Regions from separate parts of the Mus musculus genome. Here all the other regions are linked to region 2. The links are chromatin loops, found by intact Hi-C in ENCODE. Cell type or tissue: heart. All regions are shown on one strand.

Region 1 (5,000 bases), 75 kb before region 2:
AGAAAACAATACACCAAAGCCTAGCAAACAAAACAACAACAACAGGAGTAGAAGGCCTCGGCAATGTTAGGAAAAATCCTAACAAGTTGCTGGACAGGCTGTTAGGGGCCCCTGGAGCTGTGCATGGGGTTTTAGAAGAATAAGATCTAAGCAAACAGCTTGCATTGGGCCTCAGAATTCAGAGCCCCAGTGTACCACAAACTACCTAGAGTTATACGCTGAACCGAGTTTCTCTGCCCAAGTTCCTGCTTTAGAAGCCAGAAACTCAAGCAGAGAGAACCGTTCCAATCCTCTCTCCTGACCTCTCTAGGACTTCGCTTTCTTCAAATGTACCTGGAGGGTTGTAGGCACAGCCAGGGGAGCAGCTAAGTCCCTATGACCTAGAGCAGAGGTATATACAACGTGTCCCAAATTCCCAGGGCCCAGGGGCTCAGAGGAGGAGGAACAAGGGATGGCTTTTAGTTTTAAAAAGGCTTTCCAATAGGAGGTGGCTCCCTCAAGACATGTCACAGACCATCACCATGCTATTTCTTCAGGAAATAAGTAAGCAGGAGCAAAGGAGTGGTCTTGAAGAGAATAGAAGACCCAGAATCCTTGACAAACAGCTGAGGCAGAGAGCATGGGTTGGGAGAGTCTTGCAGCTTTGTATGGGGTGAGATGAATGGAAACACTGTGTGATTGTGAGTCTCTTGGTGTTCCAGCACTTGTGGATGGCTCTGCCCCATTTCCCCCTGCCCCATACTCAGCCTCCCTCAGACATCGTCTGTGGTGAGCAATATTTTCAAAAGTTCTAGCCTAGGACTGTGTATATCGAGAGAAGTCTGTTTGGGGGCTGTTGGTTGGAGTAGCTGACACATTTTGCAGGACAAGAATGGATGAGATCTGGACCAAGGGAAGAACTCAGGGCTCTAGTCCCATCTTTGGCAGCATGATCAATTTCACAAAAATCATGTCCCTTCTCTGGGCCTTGACTCCTCATCTATCAGAAGTGGGGATGGATAATACTGCTGATGAATCCCCTCTCAGTCAATTTCCAAGTGCACTGTTATATTAGTTCTCAACCTCCCTAGAGCTTCAACCCTTTAATATAGTTCCTCACGTTTTGGTGACCCCCAACCATAAAATTATCTTTGTTGCTATTTCAAAACTGTAATTTTGCTACTGTTATGAATTGTAATGTGAATGTCTGATGTGCAGGACCTGTAAACGGGTCATGACCCATCATAGCTTGAGAACCACTGATCTAGAGGCTCTTGGGAAATGGGACAGAGAAGAAAGACCTTGGAACAGAGAGGCAAGCCCAGAGAAACGAGCAGGTCTGAGCAATTGTTGATGTCTGAGGGTGAAGCTAAATCTGAATCTTCAGGGAGAGCTGAGGCCTAACTGGGGCTGTTTGTTTATTGCCCACCTCAGACTTTAACATAATCAGCAGGGTCTTCTAGGATACTGGGGAGAATGCTGGCTTCCTAGGGTTTGCCTGGGAAGTGTCTGGAGGTCTCTGAGGTTAACATAGCCTTCCTTCCTTTCAGCAAGTAGGGCCTTAGGTTTAGGGTTGTGTATACCTTGAAGCTTCTCTCTGTGAACTTCCCTGTGAGGTAGCATGCACACATCTAGCATACATGGTCTGCAGGACTGGAAGCTATATCTTGCCTTTCTATAACCAAAGGGCAGTACAATGCAGGCTGATCATGCCTCTTTGGGGATGGAAAGGAACAGGGTCAGTTTAGAAGTAGAGGCTGGGAGTTGGAAGGGCTTCAGGTAGAGGTGATGCTCCCGACTGCAAGCCTAGTTAGTAATCATTGCTTCTTCCCCAGATGGCAGATGGCAGGGGTCTATTTGATGAACAAAGCTATTGAAGAACTGATCTACTGTTCCCCTGACCTCTTCCCCAGAGTCTTTAACTCAGAAACTTATGCACAAATGCTCCCCATGGGGCCTTGTCTCAGAATATGTTACATCTTGCTTTGTCCCAGGCTTTCCCATATGAAGTTTAGGGCTGGCTAACTCTTTCAGGAAGCCCTGAGAGGCTCCTGAAATAGACCAAGATCCAGACTTTCAATGTTCTCCATGGATTCCTCGTCTTGCTTCACCATGCTTTTCACTTGCTTAGAAGGGTACCACTAAATCAGGGTTCCCTGAGAATTCAAGAGCCAAGGGCATGGAATGGCAAGCAAAGGTGGCAGAAGACAAAGGTGTCAGAGTAAAAATTTATGGAGGATGGGAGGCCCACATTGACTACTTAAAAGTCAGAGTGAAGGGTCATATCTGAAACCAGGCTGACAAACAACAATATGGACTAGGAATACCCACTAGGCCTTGACTCTGCTTCCAAGGGGTTGAGAGCTACTACTTTCTTCCAATGGGCTTTATCTTCCTTGACCACAATGTAAAGACTCCAGTCTAAATCAGGTTTGACAAATGAGTGTCACACCATATGCCAATTTTGATTGTTTATTATTAGCTGCCTTGAATACTATATTGAGGATTCTGGAGACTCACTCTGTGAGTCTGGTGAAGACATACAGTGATGGATTAGTAATGTCTGCTATGAATGAGCAAAGGGGTTAAGATGGTATGTGTGCTGTCTTATTTTGTTATTTTGACAAATAGTTAATAATCAACTATGCAAGCCATGCCATATATTATTCTAGGTGACCAATATATAACAATGCTGTGAGGTAGGTGATGCTGTCACTGTTGTCATCTTACAGGTATGAAGCACAGCCATGGAGTGATGAAGGAGAATTCCAACCTGGGCATCCTAGCTCTTTTTCTGCTTCTTTAACCACTTGAGCATATCACCTCTCCTTAATGAGTTCCAAAGTTCTTACCACCTCTGACTGTCTTTAGCTCTGTCAAGGTACAGTGGGCTCCCAGACTTGCATTTGGAGCCAGAAGGAGTGTCAGTACTGAAGGGCGAGCCCATTACCAAAGCCCCTAACCAAGAGCACTTTAATATGCTTCCTGCCCTTTGGCAAGCTGGCACCAGCAGATGGCAGCACCTGGTAGGGTGAGAGCAAAGGGCACCTCCTGACTCAGCCTGGAAGACCTTCAGGGAGCCCATAATCCAGATGTCAAGGGAAGCCAGGGCAAACAAGGGTGCAGAGGAAGTTTAGCCAGGGTATCAAGGAGTAGGGCTTCAGACTTTAGATCTGCAGGAAGCCCCCCCTCCTCCAGCCAATGCTTTGATTCCACCCAGCAGTGGGAGCCTCTCAGCTTGCATTTCATGGTGCTTTGCTGTGGGCTCCCCCCCCCCTTCCTCCACTCTGGAAGAATGACTAAGTTTAAGGACTAAAAAAAAAGTGTTTTGATTACACTGCCTTTTCACCAACTGGGAGCATTAGTCACCCCGGATTGCTGCAGATAACGGGGAAGGCGAGCAGCGTCCCCCTCCTCCCCCTCCTTCTCTCCAATTAGCTCACAGGCCCAGGGAAGAGATGAGTGAGTGAGTGAGAGAGAGGAAAGAGAGAGGGAGGGGGGAGGGGGAGGGGAGGAGAGAGAGAGACAGAGAGAGAGAGAGAGAGAGAGAGAGAGAGAGAGAGAGAGAGATCAGGAGCAAAACAATCGCTTCTGGATGATCCCCAGGCACTGGGGTGAGAGGTGCCAGATGAAAGCAGGGGAGACCCCTGAGGTAGGGCTCAACCCACAGCTGTAGGTTCTCACTGTACACAGCTATCTCAAGGGTATTAAGCCATGGCCAGCTGGCCCTGAGAGGCCTACTTCCCCAGGTAGGTCCAGTGTATACTGGGAATGGAAGCTGGAGGTAAACCAATAAAGACAGGACTTCTGAGGTGGGGACCCTGGTGGGAATGCTGTTAAGGTGACACACAGTAAGACTAACTGTTCCTGGATGGGGCTCTGAGGCCTTCATCCAGAGCTGGAATTTGCTGTTGGAAGAGGCAGCACTCACACACTATTCTCTGGACCAGCAGCAACCCCCCACCCCCACCCCCCAAGAGCAGTATCTACTGTGTTTGGCTGATTTTACCTGAACTTTTTTCTGCTCCTGCCTTGTTGCTGAGAAGCTATAGGGCTAGGACATTCTCCTGCTCTGGCCTATTGGTCCAGGGGAGCAGCTTTGGGCCTTGTGGTAAGGGCTGACTTTGGGAATCCTGGCCTCTTGGCGTAGATTTGTAGCCCATCCCTCCCATTCGGAAAGAAGTGGCTTTGAGTGGCCTTTCACATAGTAGGGCCATGGACACTTGTGTGAAGAATTTTAAACACTTGGCTACACACCATTTTAAATGCTAAAAATACTGGAAAAGGCAGAAACAGGGCGTTTATTCAACTTCCCCCAGGAGCAGGGTTTCGGTTACACAGTCATTGCAAAGACGGATTCGGTTTTGGACGGTTAACATCCACAAGCGTTAGGTATCCTCTGGCCTCCAGAACTTACAAGGCACTGCTTTGGAATGAATAGGGTTGAAAGAGACAGAAGCAGGTTTTCTTAGAACAGTTATTCTCAACCTTTCTAAAGCTGTGACCATTTTATATAGTTCCTCATGTTCCAGTGACCACCACCGCGCCCCCAAGCCATAAAATTATCTTTGCTGCTACTTTATAACTGTAGTTTTGCTACTGTTATGTTTATTACTATTATATTATGTAAATATCTGATATGTAAGATACCTGATATGTGACCCCTGTGAAAGGGTTGTTTGACCTGCAGGGGTCACGACCTACAGGTGGAGAACCACTGTGTTACCAGGCAGTGTCTAGGAATCTCTCCTGGTTTTGCTTTTCCGAGTGTCTTTAGTCTGGTATATGAAAGCTTTGCACCCTTGCTGAGCCTTCTACAGTTCCCAATAACCATAATTACCATTGGGGAGTCTTGGTAGCAGCAGGCAACCAAGTCATTCTCTATATATTAGATAATATACCATGCATAGTGGTTCAGCAATGCGTTTCTTCTATTCCCTTTTTATAAAGATGGGGGAAACTGAGATTAAATTGATTATCTAAGGCTATAGACTTGACCATGAGGACATGCACTGACTAAA
Region 2 (5,000 bases):
GCACCCCATGCTCAGGAGCCAGCACACAGCTCTGGGAACCCTAGAAACAAGCTGGGTCCCAGAGTTGCCGCTTCCTTTCAGTCAAGCAGACCCTACCTCACAGCAGCAAGGCCAGAGGTGCCACGTGGGTTTCCACAGGAGTCATGACGGGGACAGTTGTTTTTGTGCACCAACCACCCGTGCGTGTTCATTAGTGTGCATGTAAATGGAAGTGGAGGACAACCTTGGGTGTACATTCCATGTTAGTTTCTTTTAGAGTGTGAATGTGTATGTAGTCGGTGGCTCCCTCTGTGTGTGTTCACATGCGTGTATAGATGTGTAGATGTATGTGTGAGTGTGTGCACCCGAATGTGTGGAAGCTGACATCTCTGTGACCTTGAGATCACTTTTATTTATTGAGGCAGAATCTCTCCTTGAACCCAGAGCTCCTCAGTTCTGGTGAGTATAGCTAGTCAGCTTGCCCCAGCGATGTCCTGTCTCTGCCCCCTGAGTGCTGTGACTACAAGCAGCCACTAGGTCTGCCTGTGTTTACCTGGGTTCTGGACATCCTAACTCCAGTCCTGACAATTTACCAGCTGAGCCATCTCCCTAGTTCTGTTTTGTGTTCCGAGACAGGGACTCTCACTAGGACCTGGGGCTTACTGGTTAGAGTAGGCTAGTTGACAAGAGAGCCCCAGGGATCTGCCTGTCTCTGCCTCCCCATGCAGGGACTACAAGGGTATTCCATGACATTCAGATTATATGTGAAGGCTGGGGAATCAAAGACCGGTCTTCACGCTTGTGCAATAAGCACTTTACCAGTGGGCCCACCTCCCCAGTCCTCAAGCTTTTTTAGAAAGTAAGGTTTACCTCTTTTAGGTGCCTGCCAGAAGTGGACTTCTTAGGCTTGAGAAAATAATGAAATCCTATCAGTATTAATATCAGTGTGTTTCGTGTGAACAAAGAATGCTGGGAGGGAGGACTTTAGAGCCAGGTGGGTCCTGAGCAGCTGCCAGGGCTTTGAAGTTGAGGAAGTTCAGGAAAGATTCGGACTTGCTGGAGTCTCCTAGGCCATTGCTCTTCCTGGGGGCCTGGGGAGGGCAGGAACCAAGGCCTCTCGGCTACACTGTGCGAGTGGCCACTTGACGGCTTTTGGATTGGGAAGAAGAAAATCTGGACTAGACTTTCCCACCCTGGCGTGGGAAGTGTGAGGGGCTGGAGCAGGGAGGCAGGAAGTGAGCACAGATGGACAGGCCTGGACAGCTGTGCAGGGAACAGAGCACATCTGTCTGGGAGTGAGTTTGGCAGGGCCCCTCCTACAGCCTCTCTGCTGAGTGTGGGCTGGGTTTGGGTCCCAGATGGGGAAAATGATGGGAGAAAAAAAGGCCAAGAGAGAGGCTGGGGCTGGAAGCTGGGGAGTGTGTGTGTGTGTGTGTGTGTGTGTGTGTGTGTGTGTTCAGATGGAAACTAAGAACGTTGCTAAGCAATGGAGAGAGGGTAGAGACAAGGGGCAAAGCCGAAGTTCGTTGAATGAATAAATGGTTTCGTGGCCTAAACTAGCATGAAATTTCCTCTAATTAGCTTCAGGTTCTGCCAGGAAGCTTATCCCAAATAGACACCTGGGAGAGATCTTCGAGAGATAGAAGCAGGATCAGACTTCTCCTGGGGAATTTACCCTCAGGCTTAGGGGGTAAGTTAGCCTTTTTTGCTAAGTTCTCAGGAGCAGGGCAGAGAGGAAAGGCTCATTGTTCTAGAAACTGTAGCTACTGACTTGTCCTCACGGCCATCTGTGTGGCCTCCATGGGGTGATTGTCCGTTCTTCTGTTCAAAACTGTTGCCTGTCTGGTTTGGAGCTGGAGAGGCATGTAGTCAGACAGACCTCAGCCGGCTTGGTAGCTGAGAGATTACCCTGCATCTATCTTCTGCCACCTTCTCTGGTTTCCACTGTGTGAATAAAACTGGGCTGGGGCCACTCTTGCTGGGCACCCACATTTTCTTTGAGCCTCTGCATTCTCATCTGTACAATGGGAGGCTAGACTAGCGGACCCCCCAAGACCCCTCCAAACTCTTCCATCTTGGAATCTGGTAGGGTGGTGGTGGGAACGCAGCCTTTGAAGGTTGTTACTGTCTCCTGTGTGGTTGGGCTGGGCACTCTGCCTTCACCCAGGCTTGAGAAAAAAGGAGGAAGACTCAAGAGGTGCTGACGTCACTTGCTGAGTGCTCAACTCATCCTCCACTTGTGTAATGGTGACTCCTCTTTCTGGACTGATGGAGCTTAGTCCTGTGTGGGGTCAGGAGGTCAGTGTGATTCCTACAGTTTCTCAGACTCTTGCTTCGGTTTCTCAGTTGTCTGGTGAGTGCAACAGAAGCACCAATAGGAAGTCAGGCAGAGCTGAAGTCCCTAGGACTTGGGGTTAAACAGGACACTCATATCCCCGTTCTGATATCACCACAGTCATCACCTTCATCATCACCCATTATTCATATTGTTAAACACATATTGTTCTTTATGCAGCCTTGTGCAGGAGGTGAGCAAAGCTACAGGAAGATCCCAGTCATACACACTGGTCCCATCCTAGGCATCACTTAGAAACCAATGAACTTGACCTCTACCTAGAGGCCAGATCTCACTCATGACAGGACACGGAGCCAGAGGCGCGAGCCTGTGTTTGCCAGGTTTGCTCTTTCCAGAAGATAAGCATCTGGATTCCAAGCAGCTGTTGTTGCTGCACAGGTGTGCCCTCCAGTGCCCCCCTACCTCTGCAGTCCCTCCACAGGGGTACAGCAAACGGTGCTGGCTCAGCGCCGATTGGTATTCATTTTTGTAACAATGAATCATGACACATTTGGCAGGGGAAGGGGGCCTGGAATAACTCAGGGGCCCAGGAGTTTCTGGCAACTGAGAAATCTCTACCTCCTTGTTTGGGGCATCTTCCAGGCTAACACCTAGAGCCTGAGAGCCAGCAGGTTGCAAGACTAGCGTGGGATTGCTTTGGAAACAGGGTGGCAAGCTGCAGGCAGGAGGTGAGCTGCGGGCGCCTCCTTCTGGCCCCGTGGGGCTGGAGCAGGCCTGGGGAGGGTTCCTGCCTAAACCTTAGCCCCTGGGCTCTGGTATGTGACCCTCCCTGGCCCTGAGCCCCTTCATGGCCAGAGGGAAAGAGTAGAGCCCCGGCTCTGGAGAGTCTTTTGGAGGACAGAGAGAGAGAGAGAGAGAGAGAGAGAGAGAGAGAGAGAGACTGTTATGTAATCGGTTTACCTCCTCATCAAAACCGGTGACTAATTCAGACAGTCTCTGCCAGATTGGCTCTGCAGCCTTGTTGTTAGCTTCAGAGGGCTCAGCCAGTCGCTGACGGGTCCTCACACCCTCTGCTGGATAGATTTCCTCTCCACTGGTCTCAGCTCCCCAAATGTAAACTCTGCCCGGAAGTCACCTAGATCTGGGTAGTTAGGGAGGCGAGCATCCAGCCCCACTCCCACTGTGTGTTTCCCTGCATCTATAAAGGAGGCCACAGAACAAGAGTTCGCCTATCTGTCTGGAGACCCGTCTGCCTGACAGCTCACTGAGGTCTGTCATCTGTTCTTGAGTGACAGTGACCAAGAAAAGCAGGCGTCCAGGCTGAGAGCTTTGACTTGCAAAGGTTGAGAGTGTTGGGCTCAGAACTCAGTGGCCAAGTCTCACCGTGACTCAGGGTGGAAGGGCCACCCCAAGGCTTCTGACCTTGGACTCCTGGCTGTGTACGTTTCAGGCTTCCTGGATGATGCCAGGGACCTATGCACACCGCTGTTGTTCTAGGGACCTATGCTTACCGCTGTTGTTCTTTCTTTTCTTGGTCCAAAGCAGACGTGTGGAGCACTCAGCCCTCTTTCTACCCCAGAAGGCTGTGCTTCAGAAAACAGCAGCACGTGTTGGCTTATATGAGGAGACAGCTCACGGAGAGATACGGCAAGTTATTCTCTGTGACAGTCCCAGGGTACTGGCCACAGCAAGTATGCCCACTGTATGCCAGGGCTCATTTTGTTTACTCCTTTACCGAAGAATCATCCGGGGCTTGGGTTAGTCTCATTTTATAGGTGAGAGAGCCGAGCCCGAAAGAGATCGTGTGGTCTCCCGAAGCTGTTAAGCACCCACCGGAGCTAGGACTTGATCTCACATCTCAGAGCCCCCCCCCCCCCCCCCCCCCGCTCTGTCGTGACACACCACTTCCCTGTGGCATTCCCAGGACTGGTTCTGAGGCCCTTGAGACATTCCCAGTCCCAGCAACTTTGCAGCAATGGCCCTGCCAACTCCAGAAGATAATGCAGCCTTGTGCTAGTCCTTCGACTTCCTTCCGTTGGGCGGCTCATAGACATGACCTCATTCGCTCTCCCAGATCCCTTAAGACCTGGGAGTGGTGGAGATTCTGACTTCTGATTCCCAGGGAATCAAAGGCCGGCACAGAGAGGCACAGAGACCCGCCCTCAGTCACACAGCTAGTCAGGACTGAAGTTGGTCTTTTCTGTCCTTTAGTACAGTCACTTAGCTTGATGGTTAGGAATCAAAATCACCCCCCCCCAGATCTTGAATATTGGGGGAGGGGTGCTCCTCCTGGTGTGTGTGGTGGGGGGAGGGAATGATTCAGAGGCTGAAACAACTCCAGGAGAGTTGGAGTGGTGTTGGAAAGGGAAATCTGAGATGCACAGAAATTCAAGTGTTATGGAAAGCAGGGGTAGCCTTGGAACCTGCCTGCCCGCCTGCTTCCCTCCCTGGAGGCTCTGGGGTGGGGGGTCAGAGCAGTCTGGTGTGATGGGCAAAAGCTGGCCTTTGGGTCAGCAGACCCTGGTAGGGTGACCTCTCGGTTACTCATCTGTCCCTGCTTTTTCACACAGAGTGGGAATGCTAACTCACAAAGGAGACTGTGTGAACTGTTTCATCCTTAACCAGAAAGCCCGCACAGAGGGACACAGCTGCTGTCCCCCTACCCCTCCCGCCTCTCCCCCAGTCTATTTCCTCTGCTAGACACCGTGTGTGTGTGTGTGTGTGT
Region 3 (5,000 bases), 98 kb before region 2:
TGCAATGCCTGAGTGTGCTGCTGTGTGTGGGATGTCAGAGAGCACCTGGTCTGCCTGGCTGGGGACTGCTTGGACTTGTACAGAGGGGCCTTGGAGCTCCCAGCCAGGTAGAGTTCCTGGGGGGGGGGCTGGGGGGGCTGGGGGGGGGAGGAGAAGCTCAGTCTCATCCTGGGGTGGGCACATGCTCCTGCTTGATGCTCCTCAAGGCTGTCTCACAGGAAACACCACCTCCCCTGCTTCCAGGAGCCATGGTCAAGGGTCCCACATCGTTCCCCCCAGGAGACAGAGCTACTTTCGGGTAGGACCAGAATTCCAGGCCCTCAGATGATGGCTGATAGAATAAAGAGACCCATTGAAGGCACATTCCAAGGTACATGTCTTCTGAGGGAAAGGGCTAAGTGGAAAAGATCTGAACATTTCTGAATGCTTGATGCCTTTGCCAAAAGGCAACTGGAGGCCAGTCAACAATGCAAGTGTAAACACATGTGCGCACACTGTCAGGGGACTGGGCTGGGCCAGGCTGCTGGAGGCAGCAATGGGAAGAATTAAGGCCCAGAGGAAGCTCCCTACATTCTCCTGGGCCCAGGGTGCAAGGGCAATGCCCAGGCCAGTCTGTCCCGCGTGAGCTCAGCACTTGCCAAGTGAGTGAACAAGATGAGTTCCTTCCAAACCCAAATTCCTGGGAAAGGGAAAAGGAGGCCGCAGGCAGGGCTGGGGCTCTGATGCCAGGGCTAAGGTGTCAGGTCAAAGTGAGGCAGAGAAGGCACTGAGAGCCACCATGCAAGGGTGGACTGCACCTCCCCTTCACTATGCTCCAGGGCTGAATAGGACTAGAGAAGCCAGTCTGACATTTACTTCTGTTGGAGAGGCTCAACATGGCCACTTGTCTGCCTTGGTTTTGTAAGGACCCTACCTAGTTAGGAACCTAGGCTTTTGTTTCCTATGTACACAAGACCTAGGGAATCCTTGCTTGGAGGACATGGGAAACTGTGTGTGTGTATGTACATGTGATATATAAGCAACTGCATGTGGTATGTGTATACACATGTGTGGCAAGTATGTATATATGTGTGTGTCTGTGTGTGTGTGTATGTATATGTATGTGTGTGTGTCTGTTATGTGATATGATGTGTGTTTCTATGTCTATGTCTGTGTTCTCTCTTCATGTTAAGATGCTCTGAGGCTCCAGAGAGAACTGACAAAAGTTGAGTCCAGAGGTGGAAGCTGCGGTCCTGGTCTCAGAGCCAATGATCAGCCCTGCAGAGAACATGCCATTCCTGCTACAGCCTCAACAATCACGGATTGCATGTTGGTAAACTGAGCACAGGCAAGCAGTAAGAGCAAAGACAATGTTTTCTTTGTGGCTGGAAGCTGGGCACCCTGAGCCAAAAACCTGAAAATTCATGAACATTTATTTCTTCCCATGACAGGGCTGCCATGACTTCCAATAACCTGGGCAGCCGCATCCACTCCTATCCCAAAGTGTGTCAGCAGTGTCCGGGGACAGCTGCCAGAGATCTGGAGACATCTGCACAGCCCAAGCCTGTGTTAGGGGTAGAGAGGTGAGCAAGACTCCATCCAGAAAAGCCAGGGTCCTGCTACCTATGCTTAAACAACCCCAAGGAACTGACGGAAACAGGTTGTGCAGACAAAAACTCCATTCTAAGCCACCCCTCAGCTTTGACTGCTGGTGAAAGATCAAAGGCCTAGCCTACAACTCCATTGTACTGGGGGATGGAGCTGCTGGGACAAGCTGAGCCCTTGATGGCTTTGGAGGAAGCCAAGCCAGCTGTCAATGAGGGCTTCTTATAGAGCAGACATGGACTAAGTGCCCGATCTGTGCTGGTTTGGGTGAGACTCTTCATTCGTGTGACATAGGTACTAGGGTTATTCTTACCTTACACATGGGAAAACTAAGGCTTGAAGAGGCTAAGGCACGGGCCAAAAGTCTCAGATCCCAGAGGCAGAGCCAGGCAGGAGTTCAGGAAGTCGGTCTCTTACCTGGCTCCCTAACACTTACTGCATATTTGCCCAATGTGGGGGGAAGGGACATCACAGACTAAAGGATGACAAGTCTCTAGCAAGGAATTAGACGGGCGTGTAGGGAGGGGAGAAGGGAAGCTCTGAGGCAGGGTGGGGGGTGTGGGAAGATTTGATTTTCCCTGGAAGTCTTTGCAATTCCTCAAAGTAAAGGATCTAGGATCCCCTACCATGTGGACTGAGACCCCTGGAACCATAAGCCAAAATAAATAATTCCTTCTCTAAAAAAGTACCCCCGGGAACCAAGACCTTTCCACCAACAGACTCTGGCAAGGAGCTGGAAAGTGCACTGTAGCCCGTCCTGTTCTGTGGGATCAAAGCCCCATCGATGAAAGATGAAAGTCTTGGTGGAGGGAGGGATTTCTGTCTTCTTGTTTGTGGTTGTGAACAAAGGGGGAGAAAGACCCTTTTCAAAACCACTTTTCTTTGGATCTTCCGAGATTACTCTCTGGAGGCTTAAAGCCACACCCTCCCACTTCTTGGAGCCCAGAATTTGTAGACCCAGACTTTCTGAGTCTTAGCAGAGAGGCTCCACAGATGGTCAGCTGTGGAGGCGACACTGAGTCTGTTACAACCTGCCATTGCATGAGGCCGAGGGCGACTCTTTTAAGTTGAGCCCAGCTTTTTTCCTGTGACCTAACTTTGGACTTCCTGAAGATGGAGACATTGGTCAGATGTGCTGAACTTCCTGCCAAGCCAAAACAGGATCTTCCCTCTAGCTCCGGTGGCTGAGCCAAGGAGAGAAGCGGGGAGACTAGGACCTCAGAGGATGGACACAGGGGCCTCTACTGCATGGGCAGTGCTGGGACCTGAGCTGTCATCACGGAGTTTGGTCTCCACATGTAGGATCACTCCTGTTCAAACCCGAAGCCTCGTTTGTGTGTGAGGAGCTGAGGAGGTCACTCTAGACAGACAGGGCTACAGAGTGGGAACAGTGCAAAGCAAAGCAGACGGAGTGAGCAGGGCCACAGACCAAGTGCTAACTCCAGCTCTCCAGGAGAGGACTGTCAGATCTAACAATGTCTCCACCACGCTATGGAAAAACCAGATGGTGAGGGCAGACGAGGTCCATGGGCTTCCAGCTCTAATGGGATCTGTGGCTCTTCCTTTCCCACTTCAGACATAAAACAGCAATAAATATCATGGGTTCAAAGGGATTACCACTGCAAAACAACAAGAAGTAGGCTACCTGGAGAACCTGCCTGGTCTTTTATGCTGTTGAGGTAGCCAGAAAGAAAGGCCTTTGGCACTGTTGAGGTGTGTGTGCAAGGGGAAGTGTGTATTATGCCTATGCTCCAGAGCTCTCCCAGGACAGGGTGCTTGGGTGGCGAGGATCTACAGCTGTCCAAAGTTGGGGAAACAACCAACAGGACCCAGGACAGGAGGCCCCTGTGACCTCAGGTTCCACAACCAATGACTGGGAACATGGCTCAGGGTTCTGACCCTCCAGCCCCACATGTGCACTTTCAATGCTCGGGTTCTGCCCTGGGAGGGCAGCTCACCAACAGAGCATTTGTCTAGTATGCACAACGCATGTTCAATCTCCAGTACCGAGAGGAAAGACCGGAAGGCGGAGGTTCCACGCACAGGTCATGTGGGGTACAGTTGAGTCTCAGGGCATAAGGTTACTCACTGTTTTGGAAACAATCTGCTTCTTGGGCTGCCCGATCTTAAATGGAATCCTGTAAGAGGAAGAGACAGAGAGATGATGTGAGACATGGGGTAGGCTGGGCTGGAGGAATGGATGCACACAGGGGATCAGCACTTGGCCCCCTAGTCCTCATGGTCTGAGCACATGTGATCCAATAGCACCCAGCTGTGTTCTGGGACAGATCATGTGCCATGCAGGCTCCTGGTCACTCCTGCCTGCCGAAAACATCATTCCTATGAACGGTGTCACTTAAACACATGGGAAAAGTGGGGGAAGGGAGACACCTTGAGAATCTTGTTTGAGGAAATACTAAGTGTGAAACATGCCTCCCTATTCTTTTTTTTTTTTTTTTTTTTTTTTAAAGATTTATTTATTTATTATATGTAAGTACACTGTAGCTGTCTTCAGACATTCCAGAAGAGGGAGTCAGATCTCATTACAGATGGTTGTGAGCCACCATGTGGTTGCTGGGATTTGAACTCTGGACCTTCGGAAGAGCAGTCGGGTGCTCTTACCCACTGAGCCATCTCACCAGCCCTATGCCTCCCTATTCTTAAAGACACATCCTTGAAAAAGCCCACAACATCCCTCATCCTCTATAAGAGAAGGTACTCAGTTTCCCCATAGGGGCTACAACGTATCTTGTGAGGTTTCTGGGCATGCTAACAGGAGATGACATACTAAGAAACATTTATGACTAGTTAAAAACAGATGAGATCAAAAGTGGCTTACTTGGTAAAGAATCTGCCTACGCCTGCCTTGAACTTGCTAAGACGCTGCTTACCAGGTTCCCATGCTCATCTAGAAGTAGGTAGACCTAACAAGATCTTGGGGGTAGGGCTCAGAAGGGGAGCCATAGCCCAGCTTCCACCTACTTTAGCAGGATACCCTAAGGCCCAAGAGGCTGCTTGAACCCTTTCCGGCTCTCAGGAGTGAGTGGATTGACACAGGCAACTGAAAGATGTCTTTGAGGTCCTGACAACATGGACCCTGTTGTTGGCCAGGGGTGGACATTTAACATGGTTCATACCAGTGGTAACAGAAGTGGTAATGTGTCTCCCCTACCTTTCCTGTCTCCACATGGGAAGTGAATCTAGGGGCCAGCTCCGGGAAGAAGTCCAAAGCAGCCCCTCTGACAGACCAATGTGCCAGTGCTGTTATCACCAACTCTTAGGCTCCACTCCCATCCTTCCCTTTAGCCATTCTCCCACACCCGCCTCCACCTGGCCCAAGCTGACCAACACTGTGCTAACCCCAACAGTATAATTAACCACCGATAATAACCCCCAGACAGCGATCTGGTTGAGGG

What was found. Hi-C counts contacts between places; a loop is a spot of excess contacts. Peaks named below come from ENCODE experiments on the same cell type or tissue, not always from the same donor. Only the 100,000 strongest peaks of a DNase experiment are listed, where the experiment ranks them.
Region 1: a loop joins it to region 2, with 9 times the contacts of the local background. A loop is called at or near these places in 20 of 42 quality-filtered maps.
Region 3: it touches region 2 in a loop (2.4-fold over the local background); 2 of 42 quality-filtered maps call a loop at or near these places.

What each region holds. Positions count from the first base shown.
Region 1 is chr14:70,094,550-70,099,549 of GRCm38, reverse strand. No RefSeq gene overlaps it. Among named protein-coding and RNA genes, the nearest start is that of Bin3, 3.0 kb to the left of the region's middle. In heart, a CTCF peak has its summit at 2,990 (motif pointing right); DNase peaks (open chromatin) are centred at 3,039 and 3,319; H3K4me3 peaks cover 448 bases; H3K27ac peaks cover 349 bases.
Region 2 is chr14:70,019,659-70,024,658 of GRCm38, reverse strand. The region is part of intron 4 of Pebp4 (phosphatidylethanolamine binding protein 4); the gene reads right to left. The region is part of intron 3 of Gm33524 (a long non-coding RNA gene); the gene reads left to right. Among named protein-coding and RNA genes, the nearest start is that of Gm41198, 27 kb to the right of the region's middle. In heart, a CTCF peak has its summit at 3,024 (motif pointing left); DNase peaks (open chromatin) are centred at 1,248, 3,158, 3,288, 4,298 and 2 weaker places; H3K27ac peaks cover 2,848 bases.
Region 3 is chr14:70,117,326-70,122,325 of GRCm38, reverse strand. Bin3 (bridging integrator 3) reads right to left here. Exons shown (of 9, transcript NM_021328.4): 2 at 3,674-3,722. Among named protein-coding and RNA genes, the nearest start is that of Bin3, 20 kb to the right of the region's middle. In heart, a CTCF peak has its summit at 2,683; DNase peaks (open chromatin) are centred at 535 and 2,635.